Linked DNA regions of Homo sapiens: region 2 is linked to region 1. A link is an interaction called in ENCODE POLR2A ChIA-PET data of the cell type or tissue named here. Cell type or tissue: endothelial cell of umbilical vein. All regions are shown on one strand. Each heading gives the region's core, and the rest is flanking DNA. Links, peaks and the distances in the headings are about the cores only.

What was found. ChIA-PET counts read pairs that join two places held together with the same protein. Peaks named below come from ENCODE experiments on the same cell type or tissue, not always from the same donor. Only the 100,000 strongest peaks of a DNase experiment are listed, where the experiment ranks them.
Region 2: POLR2A ChIA-PET joins it to region 1 with 5 read pairs; 2 of 35 experiments call an interaction of 5 or more read pairs at or near these places.

Annotation. Positions count from the first base shown.
Region 1 is chr9:18,276,553-18,284,982 of GRCh38, forward strand. It overlaps a transcript of ADAMTSL1 not described here. Among named protein-coding and RNA genes, the nearest start is that of ADAMTSL1, 190 kb to the right of the region's middle. In endothelial cell of umbilical vein, for the core only: no CTCF peak of the experiment used is centred there; no DNase peak of the experiment used is centred there.
Region 2 is chr9:18,354,666-18,363,095 of GRCh38, forward strand. It overlaps LOC107986990 (a long non-coding RNA gene), which reads left to right. Exons shown (of 3, transcript XR_001746428.1): 2 at 6,206-7,517. It also overlaps a transcript of ADAMTSL1 not described here. Among named protein-coding and RNA genes, the nearest start is that of ADAMTSL1, 120 kb to the right of the region's middle. RefSeq lists an enhancer at 6,441-8,430. In endothelial cell of umbilical vein, for the core only: no CTCF peak of the experiment used is centred there; DNase peaks (open chromatin) are centred at 3,906, 4,906 and 5,506; H3K27ac peaks cover 3,524 bases.

The DNA.
Region 1 (8,430 bases), core at 1,415-6,414:
TGCTAATTTAGCAAGATGAGAGGTTTATTTTGGCTCACAGTTCTGCAGGCTGTACAAGAAGCGTGCTGCCAGCACCTGCTTCTGGTGAGGTCTTCAGGAAGCTTACAATCAGGGCAGAAGGCAAAGGGGGAGGAGGTGGTGTATATCACATGATGAGAACAGGAGCAAGAGAGGAGGTAAGAGGTGCCAAGTTATTTTAAACAGCCAGATCTGGCATGAACTAATAAAGTGAGAACTCACTCATTATGGTGAGAATAGCACCAAGCTATTCATGGAAGACCCACCCCCAGGACCCAAACTCCTCTCACTAGGCCCACCTCCAACACTGGAGGTCACATTTCAACATGAGATTTGGAAGGGATAAAACATCCAAACCATATCAATGTGTATGCTGCATCCAGTTTTGTTGGTCTCAAGATTTTTAAATTTCCCTTTTAATTTCTTCTTTGACCGATTGGCTATTCAAGAACATGTTTGATTTCAATGTATTTGTGAATTTTCCAAGATTTCTCTTGTTATTTGTTTCTAGTTTCATACTATAGTGGCTAGAAAAGATACTTGATATGATTTTCATCTTCTTACATTTGAGACTTGTTTTGTGACTTCACATATGATCTATCCTGCATAATGTTCTTTGTTCACTTGAAAATAATATGTATTCTGCTGCTGTTGGATGCAATATTCTGCATATGTGTGTTAAGTCCCTTTGGTCTAAAGTGTTGTTCAAGTCCACAGTTTCCTTGTTGATTTTCTGTCTGGATGATCTATCCATTATTTAACATGCCATGTTAAAGTCCCCTATTAATATTGTATTGCTGTCTATTTCTCCCTTCAGTTCTGTTAATAATATTTGGTTTATATATTTAAATGCTCCTGTACTGGGAACATATATATTAAATACTCCTCTACTGGGAACATATATTTATGGTTTTTATATTGTCTTGATGAGTTGACTTCTTTATCATTATATAATGACCTTCTATGTTGTTTGTGATAGTTTTTAACTTAAAGCCTATTTTGTCTCATGTAAGTTTAGCCACCTCTGCTCTCTTTTTGTTACCAGTTACATGGGCTGTTTCTTTCTATCCCTACTCTTTCAGCTATGTGTGACTGTAAAGCTAAAGTGAGTCTCTTGTAGGCAAAATACAGTTAGAACTTTTTTCAGTCCTTTCAGTCATCCTATGTCTTTTCACTGGAGAATTTAATCTATTTACAATTTAAATAATTGCTGATAGGTAAAGACTTACTACTGCCAGTGTGGTAATTGTTTTCTGACTGCTACTTATTTCTGAAGGAACAAGTAATTTATTCTATTATTCCTCTCTTGTTGTCTTCCTTTGTGATTTTGATGATTTTTTTTGTAGTGGAATGGTTTAATTTCTTTATCTTTTTTGTATTTACTATCTGTGTCATTATCGTGAAGCTTACATAAAATATCTTACAATAGTCTATGTTGAACTGATAATTACTTCAACTTCATATAAAAACTCTCCACTTTAATTATTCTTCCCCTACATTTTATGTTATTAGTGCTGCAATTTTCATCTTTTATATATTGTGTATTCATTAGGAAACTATTTTATAGTTATTTTTAATACTTTATCATTAAACTTTTATAAGAATCAAAAGGTATTTATGCACTACCATTATGGTATTAAAGTATTCTGAATTTGACTTTTGATGTTTATAGTGGTTTTTATACTTTCATGTGTTTCATATTGTTAAGTAGCATTGTTTCGTTTTAACTTGAATAATTCCCTTTAGCATTTCTGGTACAGCAGGTCTAGAGGTAATGAACTTCCACAGCTTTTGTTTGTCTAGGAAAGTCTTCATCTCTCTTTTGTTTCTAAAGAATAGCCTTGCCTGGTACAGTATTGTTGGTTGGCAGTTATTTTTTTTCTTTCAGCACTTTGACTACATCACCCTACTCTCTCCTGGGCACCAATGTTTCAGCTGAAAAATCCACTGATAGTCTTATGGAGAGTCCCTTACATGTGACTAGTTGCTTTGCTCTTGCTACTTTCCAAATTCTCTCGTTGTCTTTGTCTTTTGGGTATTTAATTATACTCTGTTTCAGGGAAGATCTTTTTATAATTAATCTATTTGAGTTCTTTTGGGCTTCATAGATCTGGATGTTTATTTTCCACTTCAGACTTGGGATATTTTCTGTCATTATTTCTTTAAATAAGCTTTCTTCCACTTTCCTTTTTTGCTGATTCTCCTGGGAGTCTCATGCAAATTTTGACTTGCTTAGTGGTGTCTCATAAGTTCTCTAGGCTTTCTTCATTCTTTTTCTTTCTCTCTTTTTTCCCTTTTTATTCCTCTGACTGGGTAATTTCAAATGACCTGTCTTTGAGCTCACTGGTTTTTTTTTCTTCTGTTTCATCAAGTCTGCTGTTAAAGCTCTTCATAAAACTTTGCAGTTGAGGCATTGTGTTATGTAGTGCTAGAATTTTTGTTTGGTTCTTTTTATGATTTCTCCCTCTTTATTGAATGTCTTCTTTTGTTTATGCATAGCCCTCCTAATTTCATTCACTTGTATATCTGTGTTCTCCTGTAGCTCACTGAGCTTCCTTAGGATGTTTACAGTTGTCCCTCAGTATACATGAGGAATTGGTTCCAGAACTGCCCACATATACCAAAATTCATTCATAATATAATCCTAGTCAGCCCTGCAGAACCTACATGTATAAAAGTCAGCCCTCTGTATACACAGGTTTCATTTCCTGTGAATACTACATGTTTTATTCATATTTGGTTTTAAAAAAAAAATCTGTGCAGGTGGACCCACAGAGTTAAAATGTGTTGTTCAAGGATCAGCTGTATTTTGAATTATCTAAGTTTGTGGATGTCTATTTCTTAAGGGTCAGTTACTAGTGATTTATTTTTTCACTTTGGTGGGGTCATGTTTCCCTGATTATCTGTGATCCTCTGACCTTGCTTTTGTGTCTGTTCATTTGAAAAAGCAGGCACTTCTTCTATTCTTTTCAGACTGGATTTGTCAGGGAAAACCCTTCACCAATCGGGGAAACATGACACCACCAAAGTGAAAAAATAAGTCACTAGTAACTGGACCTTAAGAAACAGAAATCCACAACTTAGATAATTCAAAATACAGCTGACCCTTGAACAACATGTTTGAACTATGCAGTTCCATCTACACAGATTTTTTTTCTTTAACCAAATGTGAATTAAAAATGCAGTATTCGCAGATTCCATAGTTTCTTGGCAGGCCATCTTGTGGGGCTCACAGGTGCCAGCCTGGCACTAGGGTGGGCCAGCCTGGAGCCTGGGTCTGTGGGTGTTAGCCTGGATCCCGGGGCCACCAGGACCAGCCTGGTGCTGGGGTGGGCCTGGAGGTGGATTATAAGAACAGACCTAGGTCCTCAATCCACGTGCTTGCCTAGAGCCTATGCCTTTTGGGGCAATCTGGAACCTTGTTCCATGGGGCCTGACCTGTCACTGGGGTCCACTAGATAGGCCTGGACTCAAGGTCTGCTGAAGTAGGCTTGAACCCTAGTTTTTTTGAAGCGTGAGGGTATTGGAGCCAGTAGTCTGGAGCCTGGGTCCATGGGACCTGGCTAGGTACCAGGTGTGCTTGGAAAATGTATCTGAGGTGGCTGGTCTGGAGCCTGGTCTCCACTGGTGCCAGTCTGATGCTGGGGTGGGTCTGAATGCTGGGTCCATGGGTGCTGGCCTGAAGTTTAGGGCTGCAGGGGCTTGCTTGGCCTTGGTCAGGCCTGAAACTTGATGCTGACCTGGAACCTAGGGCCTAAGGGGGTGGCTTGGCACTGGGGTAGGCCTGGAACCTGGAGCTATCCATGTAAATTTTAATCAGCTTGTTTATCTCTCAAAAAAAAAAAAAAAGCAACTTTCTTTTTAATCCTACTGGAGCTTTTATTGACTGTGATGTATCTGTAGATCAGTTTGGCAAGAATTGCCATTTGAACAACATTGAGTCTTCCACTTTGTGAACATGGTGTGCCTCACTATTTTGGCAGAGTAGGAGGTTAAGCCTTCTTTAATTTATCTGAGAAATGATTTTTTTGCAGATTTAAGTGCTCGAGTTTTGTACATTATTTGTCACATGTGTTAAGGTTTTTAATTATTTGGCATTATAAATAAATTTTAAAATTTCCTTGTAAAATTGATATTAGTTACGTAGAAATATAAGTGACTTGTCTTTTAACCTTGTACCCTATGATTTTGCTAAATTCACTTAATTGTTCCAGTAGCTTTCCTTTGGATTCCTTAAGATTTTCTGAGACAAATATTTAAGGCTCTAAATCTCCCCATAGTTACTGCTTTAGCTGCATTCCGCTTTTTTTTTTTTTTTTTCCTGAGACAAGGTCTCACTCTGTCACCCAGACTGAAGTGCGGTGGCATGATCATAGCTCACTGTAGCCTTGAACTCCTAGATTCAAGTGATCCTTCCGCCTCAGCCTCCTGAGTAGCTGGGACCACAGGTGTGCACTTCTACGCCTGACTAATCTTTAAACATTTCTTGTAGAGACAGGTGTTCTGTGTGGGAGACGCATGAAGGGAGAAGAAAAGGCCCACATACACACAATACCTTTAAGGGTAAACAAGCTTTATCCCATGTAAATGGCAATGCAGATATAATAAGCAAATGATATAATAAGCAAATGCTATAATAAGCAAATTAATATAATAAACAAATGCTATAATAAGCAAATTGCAATGGGAAGGGGAGAAGGGAAAAGATATATATATATATTTACACTCACCAGACTATGGAGGATTCACCACCAGACTGGGAAGCAAGAGCCTGGGCTCCAGAGTCAGACACCGCACTCACCAGACTATGGAGAATTCAGCACCAGACTGGGAAGCAACAACCTGGGCTCCAGAGTCAGCCACTGATCCGTGCACAGACGATGAGAGGTCTCATGAAGCTTCGGTACAGTCTAGGACTCTAGCTCTTTTTGTAACAAGTTGTTTGGCATGAGACCCAGTCACAAGGGCCCTTCGCGACTGGGCTCAAGAAACACAAAAAGGTCAACTTATTTTTGCGATTGTCTATTGTTTTTCAGTAACTAAGGTATAAGAATAGATTGAAATAGAGATTTCTCTGAAACAACACTGGATGAACGCCTCAAAGGGCTCAGACAACCTGTTCCGGGACCATTGTTTGTGTCCATGTTCAATTGAGTTCACATTTAATATTTAACTTTTTCTCCACAGCAGGGTCTTCCTGTTTTGCTCAGGCTGGTCTTGAACTCCTGGCCTCAAGTGATCCTCCTACCTCAGCCTCTAAAAGTGCTGGGATTATAGGCATGAGCCACTGCACCTGGCCCCATTCTACAAATTTTGATTTGTTGTTTCATTTTTAGTCAATTCAATGTATTTTCTTATTTCTTCTTTGACCCGTAGGTTATTTATTTTTTTAATTTAATTTTATTTTAGATTCAGGAGGTACCTGTACATTTTCCTCACCTGGGTATATTGCATACTGGTGGGGATTGGGCTTCTAGTGTACCCATTACACAAATAGTGGACACCGTACCTAACGTGTTATTTTTCAATCCTTCCCCCGCTTTTAGATTTCCCAGTGTCTCTTATTTCCATCTCTATGTCCATGTGTACCCATTGTTGGTTCTCTGTTTCTGTGTTAGTTCACTTGGTATAATGGCTACCTGATCCATCCGTGTTGCTGCAAAGGACAAGATTTCATTCTTTTTATGGCTGGATAGTATTCCATGGTTTCTATATATCAAATTTTCTGTATCCAGTCAACTATCGATAGACAATTATGTTGGTTCCATGACTTTGCTATTGTGAATAGTGCTGCAATGAACATACAAGTGCAGGAGGTATCTTCTTTATATCATGATTTATTTTCGTTTGCTATTCATGGGTTACTTTGAATTGTAACAATATGTGGGAATTTCTCAGATTAATTTATATGACTCATTTCTATTTAAATTCTGCTGTGGTTAAAAAATAAAATTTCAGCTCTTTAAAATTTATTCAGGCTTGCTTTATGGCTTAGAATATGGTCTGTGCTGGTGAATATTCCATGTGCACTTGAAAAGAGTACGTGGCCGGGTGCAGTGGCTCACGCCTGTAATCCTAGCACTTTGGGAGACAGATGCAGGCAGATCACCTGAGGTCCAGAATTCAACACCAGCCTGACCAACATGGAGAAACCCCATCTCTACTAAAAATACAAAATTAGCCGGCTGTGGTAGCGCAGGCCTGTAATCCCAGCTACTGGGGAGGCTGAGGCAGGAGAATCGCTTGAACCCGGGAGACAGAGTTTGCAGTGAGCCAAGATTGCACCATTGCACTCCAGCCTGGGCAACAAGAGTGAAACTCCGTCTCAAAAAAGAAAAGAAAAGAATATGTGTTTGTTTTTAACCTGAAGTTTTCTATACATGTCAGTTAGTTCTGGTGGTTTATATAGTTTTTAAATCTTCTGTACCTTTTCTGAATTTTTGTCTACCTTTTCTAACAGTTGTTTAAAAGAAGAGAATTGAAATCAACTATAATTTTTGATGTGTCTATTTTCTTTTCAATCTTAATTTTTGCTTCATTTGTTTGGTTGCTTTGTTGTTAGGTGCATAAGTTTATATACTCTTATAATTGGTATATCTTTGATCCTTTATCATTATAAAATACTCCTCTCTTTCTCTAGCAATATTTTTGTCTTAAGATCTATTTTGTCTGATATTAATATCATCTCTCCAGTCTTATGCTCATCCTCTGCGTGATGTATTTTTCCATCCTTTTACTTTAAACCTATCTTTAACCAGGTGTAGTGGTTCATGACTGTAATGCCAGCACTTTGGGAGGCCAAGGCAGGAGGATCACTTAAGCCCAGAACTTTGAAAACAACCTGGTCAACATAGTGAGGCCCCATCTCTATAGAAAATTTTAAAAGTTAACTGAGTATGATGGTACACACCTGTAGTCACAGCTACTTGGGAGGCTGTGGCAGGAAGTTCGCTTGAGCCTGGGAAGTTGAGGCTGCAGTGAGCCATGATTGCACCACTGCAAACCACAGTGGTTGAAGGAATGAGAAACTGTATCTTAAAAAAAAAAAAAAAAAAAAAAAGGCTGGGTGCAGTGGCTCAAGCCTGTAATCCTAGCACTTTGGGAGACTGAGGCAGGCAGATCACGAGGTCAGGAGATCGAGACCATCCTGCCTAACACAGTGAAACCACATCTCTACTAAAAATACAAAAAATTAGCCAGGCATGGTGGCGGGCGCCTGTAGTCCCAGCTACTCGGGAGGCTGAGGCAGGAGAATGGCATGAACCCAGGAGGCGGAGCTTGCAGTGAGCTGAGATTGAGATTGTGCCACTGCACTCTAGCCTGGGCAACAGAGCAAGACTCCGTCTAAAAAAAAAAAAAAGAAGAAGAAGAAGAAGAAGGCTGGGTGTGGTGGCTCACACCTGTAATCCCAGCACTTTGGGAGGCCGAGGAGGGCAGATCACCTGAAGTCAGCAGTTCGAGACCAGCCTCACCAACATGGAGAAACCCCATCTCTACTAAAAATAGAAAATTAGCTGGGCGTGGTCACACATTCCTGTAATTCCACTACTCGGGAGGCTGAGGCAGGAGAATTGCTCGAACCTGGGAGGCAGAGGTTGCAGTGAGCCGAGGTCACACCATTGCACTCCAGCCTGGGCAACAATAGCAAAACTCCATCTCAAAAAAATAAAATAAAAAAAGAATTAAAAAAACATTTTTTAGATAAAAAATAGATGATGATACCACCACAGTTGCTTTTTATTTTCCCCCTTTCTATTCCAGACTTTGTCCATATGCTTATGTACCAATTTTAGCATATTCGGTTTTAGCAGTTAAATTTTTTCTACCATTAGAACTTTCCATCTTTATTTAATATTATATCATATACATTTTTGATGATGTGATATTTCAGAATTCCATGTTGCTTCATCAGAATTACTTGTATTACTTTAATGAAATGTCTGCACTATTTCTTATGATAAATGAGGAAACAGGTGTAAATAACAGAGTTAGAAAGTAGCAGCACCAGGTTTTGTAACCAGGCAGTCTGAGTCCAAAACTCACGGCCTCAAGTAATATGTCATCTGTTTCCTATGTGATCATGTTGAATTTTTGTTTAACATAAAGAAGAAAATAAAACTTAACTATTATTTCATAACCCAAAGATAATACTACTGCTCGTATTTTATTTCCTTCCAGACTTTTAATGCAAGTATGGATATTTATTTTTTATCCAGAAAGCAGCATATTATATATTGCTGTATTATCTGATTTTTCTCAGCTATCTGTTATTAATATTTTATATGAATAAATAGAAAACTATCCGTTATCATATTAATGGCAGTTTAGTGTTTCATTGTGTAGATGTGCCACAGTCTGTTTAATCAATCTAAGACTATTGAACATTTTGGTCACTTTCAATGTTTTTCTATG
Region 2 (8,430 bases), core at 2,070-7,069, 79 kb after region 1:
GACTTAAAAATAAATATCTGGGTCAGGCGTGGTGGCTCACACCTGTAGTCCCAGCACTTTGGAAGGCTGAAGTTGGTGGATCAACTGAGGTCAGGAGTTTGAGACCAGTCTGGCCAACGTATAGTGAAACCCCATCTCTACTGAAAAATAGAAAAATTAGCTGGACATGGTGGTGCACGCCTGTAGTCCCAGGTACTTGGGAAGCCGAGGCAGGATAATTGCTTGGACCTGGGAAGCAGAGGTTGCAGTGAGCCAAGATTGTGCCAATGCACTCCAGCCTGGGCGACAAAGCAAGACTCCATCTCTATAAATAAACAAACAAACAAACAAACAAACAGACTAAGAAAATTGACAAAGCACCTTAATATTGCCCCTCTGTCCTTCATGCTGAGTTCCAGGGAGCCCCAGCAAGAGCAGATTTGGAAATCCCTAGTTTAGAATCTACACCTGGGAGACCCTCACTGAGGAGGTCCCTGAATCCTGCTGTTTCACCTTTTTGATACTGCATCTCTTTGTAGAATGGTATCACTGTTCTCCCTTTCTCAGGCAGTACTATAAAATGAACCAATACCAGTTATTTGAAGGTCCTTCAAACTCTAGAAGAAATTCTTTAATGGTGGAAAGCTGTAATATAAAGTATATATATTTAAATTTTTTATAACAAGTCTAAAGTAGGCTACATGTAGCCTTAGCTTTTTGTTATATAAAGTATGTGTATTTTAGGAGTATCAGCAGAATATTAAGCTGACTCAAAGATTGGAGGTGATATTTTCATCCCTCTCAGTTGTCATTCCATAGCAAGGATTCTTAAAATTGTATAAGCCCTTTTCAAATGAGAAGTTTCTAAAGCCATTTTGATGTATTTCTATAGTGTTAATGAAAGACATTGATAAAAATACATATAGTATCTAAAACTCCATTCTGTTTCAGACTAGTCCATGAATATTCCCCAAAGGGAATGTTAAAAGGGTTGTTTAGATTAATCTTAGTTTCTTTAACTTTCCCTAAATACACCAAGTAATGCTTCTTACTAAAAAAATTAAAAAATTAAAAAATGCTGGCCAGGCATGGTGGCTCACATCTCTAATCCTAGCACTTTGGGAGGCCAAGGTGGGAGGACTGCTTGAAGCTAGGAGTTCGAGGCCAGCCTAGGCAACACAACAAGACCCTGTGTCTACAAAATATATATACTGTTAATTAACCAGGCATGGTGGTAGCACAGGATTTTCTTCTAAGTTACTTTGCAAGCTGGGGACCTGCAGCCAGTGACGCCCTGCCTGGGCCTTGCTTGGCTGTGCTACCTGCTGCAGGAGATGGCCCACCCACTTGGCCCACCTGGGCTGTGTCTGACTTGAGCAGTGGTTCCCAAGTTCTTGTCCTGTGCCCAAGAAGAATGAAGATGCACTGACAATCTAAGAGTGAGCAAGGCGGGTAGTTTTACTGAGTGATTAAAACAGCTTTCAGTGGATGGGGGACATGGGGGTGTCTCCCTACCCAAAGGCAGGAACATCCCCTCAATGTGGCTGAGTTCTGGGGCTTTTTCTGGGCCCAGAATAGGGGAAGGGCAGGCAAATGGGAGCAGAAGTTCACAGTTTGGCTTGCAGGTTTCATCCAGGACCAGCAGGCTGTTCTTTCAGGCTTCGGGCTGTTTTTGGCTTGATGGTGGGGTTTCACCAGGGACCCGCCCCTGTCTGCCTAAGCATTTGGCTGCCTCCTCTTGCTGCCAGTGGCACAGGCCTATAGTCCTCACTACTTGGGATGCTAAGGCAGGAAGGTCAATTGAACCTAGAAGTTCAAGGCTTCAGTGAGCTATGATTGTGCTAGTGTATCCAGCTTGGGGGACACAGTGAGACCCTGTCTTTAAAAAAAAAAAAAAAAAAAAAAAAGGCTATCATCTGCAGCCTAAAAAATTTTATGCAGCTACTCAATACACAATAAAACACACACACACACACACACACACACACACACAACTTTCCTACTTCATTTTGCACTACTTTCTAGAAGGTATTAAAATGAATCAATAAAATTGACATATAACCAAAGTCAGGATGCAAGGGAAAAGCTCCATGATCAGAGAGATATGGTAACAAGAATGAATCTAAGTAAATGAAGATTTAGAACAAACTGCTGACTAGCTTCATAGAAAAAGAAAGTGCTATTGTCCATTAATTCATGTTCTAAGAAGCAGAAAACTTTTCACATACCACACACATGTAGACATCTGTGCTGAGATCTATCTATGCTGAGTTTAAAGTCCATCACTCCTAGTACAACTTGTCCTGGCTGATTCCTATAACAATTTCTTAGTAATGTGTACATGGAATCCTTTGAATACGTATTAAAGAATACTGTCAAAGCTGGGAGGCCTCAAATTTGTCACTGCCACCCATCTCTAAAGCCTACACACACATATCAGCCATACTGGGACATCTTTTTTTCAAATTTGCAAAAGTTATTGGATGCCTGAAATGTGTAAGTTAATGCTTTTTAATAGAAAGGACTCTAGAGTATATGCCCTAATCAGAAACCTCCTCTGGAGGCTCTTGGTTAAAATTGTAAGTAGGGCCACCCCAAGCAAAGTATTTTTTTTCAATTAGCTCAAAATAATCCTGTTGAAAAAAAGAAAACTGAACATTTTGATTAGGAGCTTTAATTAAATATATGTTGAGGTCCAACAATTGGTAATCCCTTTGGTAGAAGCACTATTAATATGTTCCGTTTCACTTCAGCAGAACATGAAAAAGGATGAGGATTGAATTCCTCTGTGGCATAGATTCCTAGAGGGCAGGGAGTTCTAGATCAGAGTCTTTTTAACCAGAGGAATACTTCAAATGCTTCCTAGGGTTCTTTGGTGAGTATTTTGCAAGCAGAGATTAGCTTAAGCATTGCTAGATTTTTTTTTCACTATCTCAAGTTTGCATAAGGATAATATTTCAGAATCTGAATCTAGTTCCTCTTTCTTTATCTGAATTGTATTCTTTAGTTGTATGTATTTGTTCTTAAGTATAGTCAAATATAGTGCCAAAAGCTCAATAGTCTAAGTATTGCCAGCTACAAGGTATAATATATATTTCATTTGTTTTTCCATAACCTAGAATTGGAAAACATGAAAATGAAGACCTGTCATTTACAATTATGCAGCCTCCATCTCTATATTTATTATTCTGCTAGAATGATACTGCTATCGTTTTAGACCTGAAACATTCTCTACCCTGTCCAGCTCTCTGCATATCCCTACCCCCACTGCCCCATAATGGATTAGACTCCAAAGAATATATTTTACTTTGTTGTTGTTCAGTCTAAAGCTCCTTCTCACCCTATTTTCCAAGGAGGCTGTATTGAATAGTGAATGAGAGCATTAGGCTTTGGACCAAATAGACCTAAATAGTTCAAATCCTGGCTGTTCCGGTGACTTAGACATGTTACTTTGGTCAAGTCAGTTAATCAGTTTTCTCATCTGCACATTTAGAATACCAGTATATACTTACAGTTGTGAAAATTAAGTGAGAAATATATTAGGTACATAACAGTGCCTGGAATAAGGGAGAGCTTAATGAATGCTAGTTAACTTCAGATCTATTTCCCCACATATTGAACTATATGGAGGAAATGATAGTTGGAGTCAATTATTTTTCTGTTCTTTGCTCCTTCCTTTTGTGGGAAAAGTAAGACCATTAAGAACATTTTTGCATTTTTTTATAGAGATAAAATCCATATAACATAAAACTCATTATTTTAAAGTATAAAATTTAGTTATTTTACGATATTCACGATGTTGTGCAACCATAACCACTAATTCCAGAATGTTTCCATTATTCCAAAGAGAAATCTCATACCCATTAAGCAGCAGTCACTCTCAATTCTTCCCCAACCCTTATCCCCTGGAAATGACTAATCAACTTTCTGTCTCTATGAGTCTGCCCATTCTAGACATATTATATAAATGTAATCATGTGATATGTGGCCTTTTGTGTCTGGCTTTTTAAATTTAACACAATGTTTTAAAGCTTCATCCATGGTATTGCATGTATCCATACTGCATTCCTTTTTATGCCTAAATAGTGTTCTATTTTATGCATATGCCATATTTGTTTTTCCATTCATTGTTTGATAGACATTTGGATTATTTCCTTATCTTGGCTCTTATTAATAATGCTGCTATGAACATTTGTGCACAGGGTTTTGTGTGAACTTACATTTTCAATTAGGACCATTAAGAATTTGCTTCCCAATATCACATGCTAACTAGTAGCGATTATTGTAATTTTCTATAGCAGACATTCAGAGTCATGGAGGGTGGGGTAGGGGTTGGGAGTGTCTTAAATTTCAGTGACTTCAAACAGTTTGAACACTCTTCTCTTTTTAGAATGCATGCTACAAGCAGATATACTGCCATGCTCTTATCCAGTAATTTAGGTAAAGTTAACTCAATAATAATTATATGCAATTATATAACATACAGGCAAACATATATGCATGCACATGCTGGGCTGAAGTGACTTTTTTAGTACAAAATAAGCTCTGGTCCTGCACTTACTTATTAAGGAGTTTTGTGTATAAAGATATCCCCTTCCCTCTATCGGGGCCCTTTTGGATCCCTTCAGCCTCCATCTTTTCCATTCTTCTGCCCCCATCTTTTCCATTCTTCTGCCCCCAGAATCCGATGCTGTCCTAAGAATGTTTGGCACCAATCATCTTTGAGAAAAGGTTACACAAATTAAATCTTTCACCAGGGACTTACAGTTTAACAATGTGATTCTTTTCCCAGAAGTAGTTCCACATTAAAGGAGAACAAAGTGAGGACAATGTTTGACCCAAAAGATGGTTACTAATGGTGGTTTCTTTACTCACCAGGAAGATATTTGAATCAAGGTCCTTGCCAGTGTTCATAGCTTCCCATTCGGATATGACTCTGAATGTCTGCTGTAGAAAATTACAGTAATTCCCATTAAGGAAATGACTGCTTTCTTCTGCACCAAGATTGTGTTTTCAGATCTTTTTCCATCTTTTGTAAGCCTTCACCCATTTTGATCATGTAAGATATGTATACAGCCTGATTCATATTATTTTTAACTTTTCTAAGGGTGTTCCTTATTAAAGTGTTGGCATTACCCTAGAAGTCCCCATTCAGCAGGGTTAATGCCCCACCTCCCCACCCGCCCCCCCGCCCACACAAAATGCCCCACCCCTGCTTTGACATTTGATACCTTGGACTCAAGTCTTGTTAAGTAACTTTGAAAAAGTTATTTAACCACTCTGAGCCTCATCAGTGTCCTCAGCTCTATGGCAATAATACTAATAATAATGTTAACCCTCCATAATTATTGTGCAGATTAGAGATTAAAACATCTAGCAAAGTACTTGGCACTTGATTAGTGCTCAATATATAGTAATTGTATTATTGCTGTTGCTCACAGTGAGGGGAAGTCAGATGTGGTTTCCTAGGTCCTGCCTATTTACAGAAGGTTCCTGTGTCTGGTGTAGCTTTCTTAGGTTATGCTCTGTCCTCTGATCCCCAAGCAGCTGCCTCTGTCTCTTTATCTCAATCACTTTAACTCCAGATTGAGTTGAATTGAATTGAAAGCAAAGATAAAGGAATAGTAACTTGAAGACACATGATCTACGAGCTACACAAAAACATGTTGAAGGGAAACAGACAACCTAGGAGTCCTGTCATGGTTTCAGTGCACTGGATTGCAGGAAGTCAGAAAACTGGGCTCCAGTTCTGGTTCTGTCATTTGCTAGGTGTAAGATTCTGGGCAAGATTTTTGAACTCTCTGAGCTTCAGTGCCCTCTTCCATAAAATGGTATTAACATTGGTACGACTTCATGCTTTGGGGTAAAGAGGTGAGATACCCTAAATGAATGATGACCAAATAGAGGCAACTGTAAATAAAAGATTTTTTATTTCCCCAGTGACTGAGGGGAGGCTGTTACTGGTTATGGGAACAGAGACATTAACACTCTTCAAAGTGGGGCAGTTGCACATGACAAAGAATTGTCCTGTGGCAGATGTCAGTAGCACTCCTATTGAGAAACACTGCACTTAATGAATATGTTTTTGAAATTTTAACATCTAACATGAAAAATCACTCCAGTGCCCACCAATTAATACATGGATTTCATTGACAGGGGTCTCTCTTCTTGTGTTCTGTGACTAGGATGTCTTGAGCATAATCCTAAACTTTTCATTTTCCCCCAGAAAAATGGACTCCAAAACAACCATTTTTAAGTTTCCCATCTCCTGCTTTCCCTGCCGCCAAATAAATGAACAAATCTCAATCTGAGTAAATCTCAGGAGTTAACAATTGGTAAGAAATGTATCTCAGAAAAATGGTGATTAGAATCATGAAATGAAGCTTGTTAAATGTGTTTTGAGCCCGTTGGAATGCAGGAGTTTTATAAAATACAAGATGGTATTGTTTTCCCCCGAATGTGGGTGCCTCCATGAGTTGTACTGTCGACAGGTTTACATTTTACAGCAGTATGTGAATAGCATGAGAAAAAACAAAACCATCTGTAATGTATCTAGGGTTCTTTTCCAATAAGTGTATTTTTCGATTATAAGGAGCATTAAAGTCACATTATAGAAAATTTGGAAAATAAAGAAAAGAACAGAGGAATCATCTATAATTATTCAACTCCTAAAATAACCACTATTAAAATGTTGATGTATTTCTTTTTAGTGTATTTCACTTGGTATATTCTCGATTTTCAACAACAGTTTTGTCATTGAACATTAAATCTAATACTTATATGATTCCTTTTGAAATTAGAAGTTGTTTTGTGATAAATGTCTTTATGGCTGCAGGCTTTGGGGGGAAATCGTAGGTTCTTGCATTTAAATGACTTTGAACTTAATGATGTGTTGTGCCTTAAAGCAAACAATAGGGAAATTATATTTTCAGCATCTAGAGTTGTTTGTGTTACACTCCGAAGCCACTTCTTTTTTTCCAGCTTTTAATCCCCTAGAGTACTTGAAGGAGCAGAACTATGAGAAGCAACACCACACTAATTTAGTTTTCATGCAGAGAAAGACTCTAGTGCTGGATTCAGATATTTTTGTGAGCAAATAAAAATCTCCGGAGACTTTGTAGCTTAGTGAATAAAGGATTGGCCTCCAACCAAACCCAACTAAATGAATTTGGTGGTCTCAGCTGAGTTTCCAGCAAGTTTTAGCCTGCATTACAAATTCATCACGCACAATTATGTGCAATTTGGCACAACTTCCAATCCCTGCTTAGTAGAGGCCCTCTGTTTGGGACAGAAGGGGAGCATAAAATACTTCTTGTGCCTAGAGGGAGCAGTTCTCTTAGGTCAAGGTTGTGTTACATATGGAAAGGGATGGGGTAGAAGTGTTGTCAAGCACAAAGAATCTAGGAATATGTGGGTACTGAACATTAGTTGTGTTTACCATTTGAAATTTCTCACTGTAAGGTTCTTCATTCAAACAGAAGATGACAGTTCTGACACCAGTGGGCACATAGATTCTCTCCCAGCTAAAACTGGAACAGGTGAGTTAAGATCCATACAATTTTGTTCTCACCTAACACTGGAATATAGAGCAGAATGCAAAAGCAGTTTAGAACGTAGTTGGAAAAAAAACTCAGACCTGATGAAGTGCCTAATATGTTGGAACAAATATATTAGGAATCTCTAGAAATATCACATATGTCTAGTATTGCAGTAATGCAGAATAATTGTTTGATTGAACATAGGCCAACTCAGGAAATGAAAATTTTAGCAATTAACTTACTTTCCATGGTCCATTCTTCTTACATTCCATATATTCAACTTGGGTTTGTTTTAATTATTTGGAGAGAAGTATATTGAATAGCTGAGTGTTCCTTGCTTTGTGTTCTAGTTCTTAAGGAGCTGGCATTTTGCTGGCAGTTCACTCTGCATAAGATGAAATGTATAGATTCCAAAACATATAATCCATAATCAGAGATCGGACCGTGAAGCACCATCAAATGTCATGCATTTTCTAGGTCTGGGTAGCAAGGTAAAGCCAGTCTGTGAGAGGTGCTAATTGATAAATCAAGATTTCCTTCTCTGAATGAGTCTTTCATCAGTGTCTAATTTAACCAGTATTCTGGTTATTAACTGGAATACTGAGACTAGAGTTTGCTGTTAGTTAGGCAAAACCTAAAATAGCCTCTGCTGATTGCATTATCAATAATTGAAACTTAATTGAAAGCAACAAACTGTTGATTTCTCTAACAGAGCAAAGAAATCCAACCAAGTAGCCAAAGGAAAATAACCCAGATAAGCATAAGGTTGACATTTCAACTCTTATTCCAAAAAACACTGGCATGGATATTAAACAGATTGTCTTTCTAATTTAGAACAAAAGGACTCAAGCTAGCCAAGAGGGCAGAAGCTGATATCAGAACTTCCTCTTTCAGTTTCACACCTAAAAGTGTT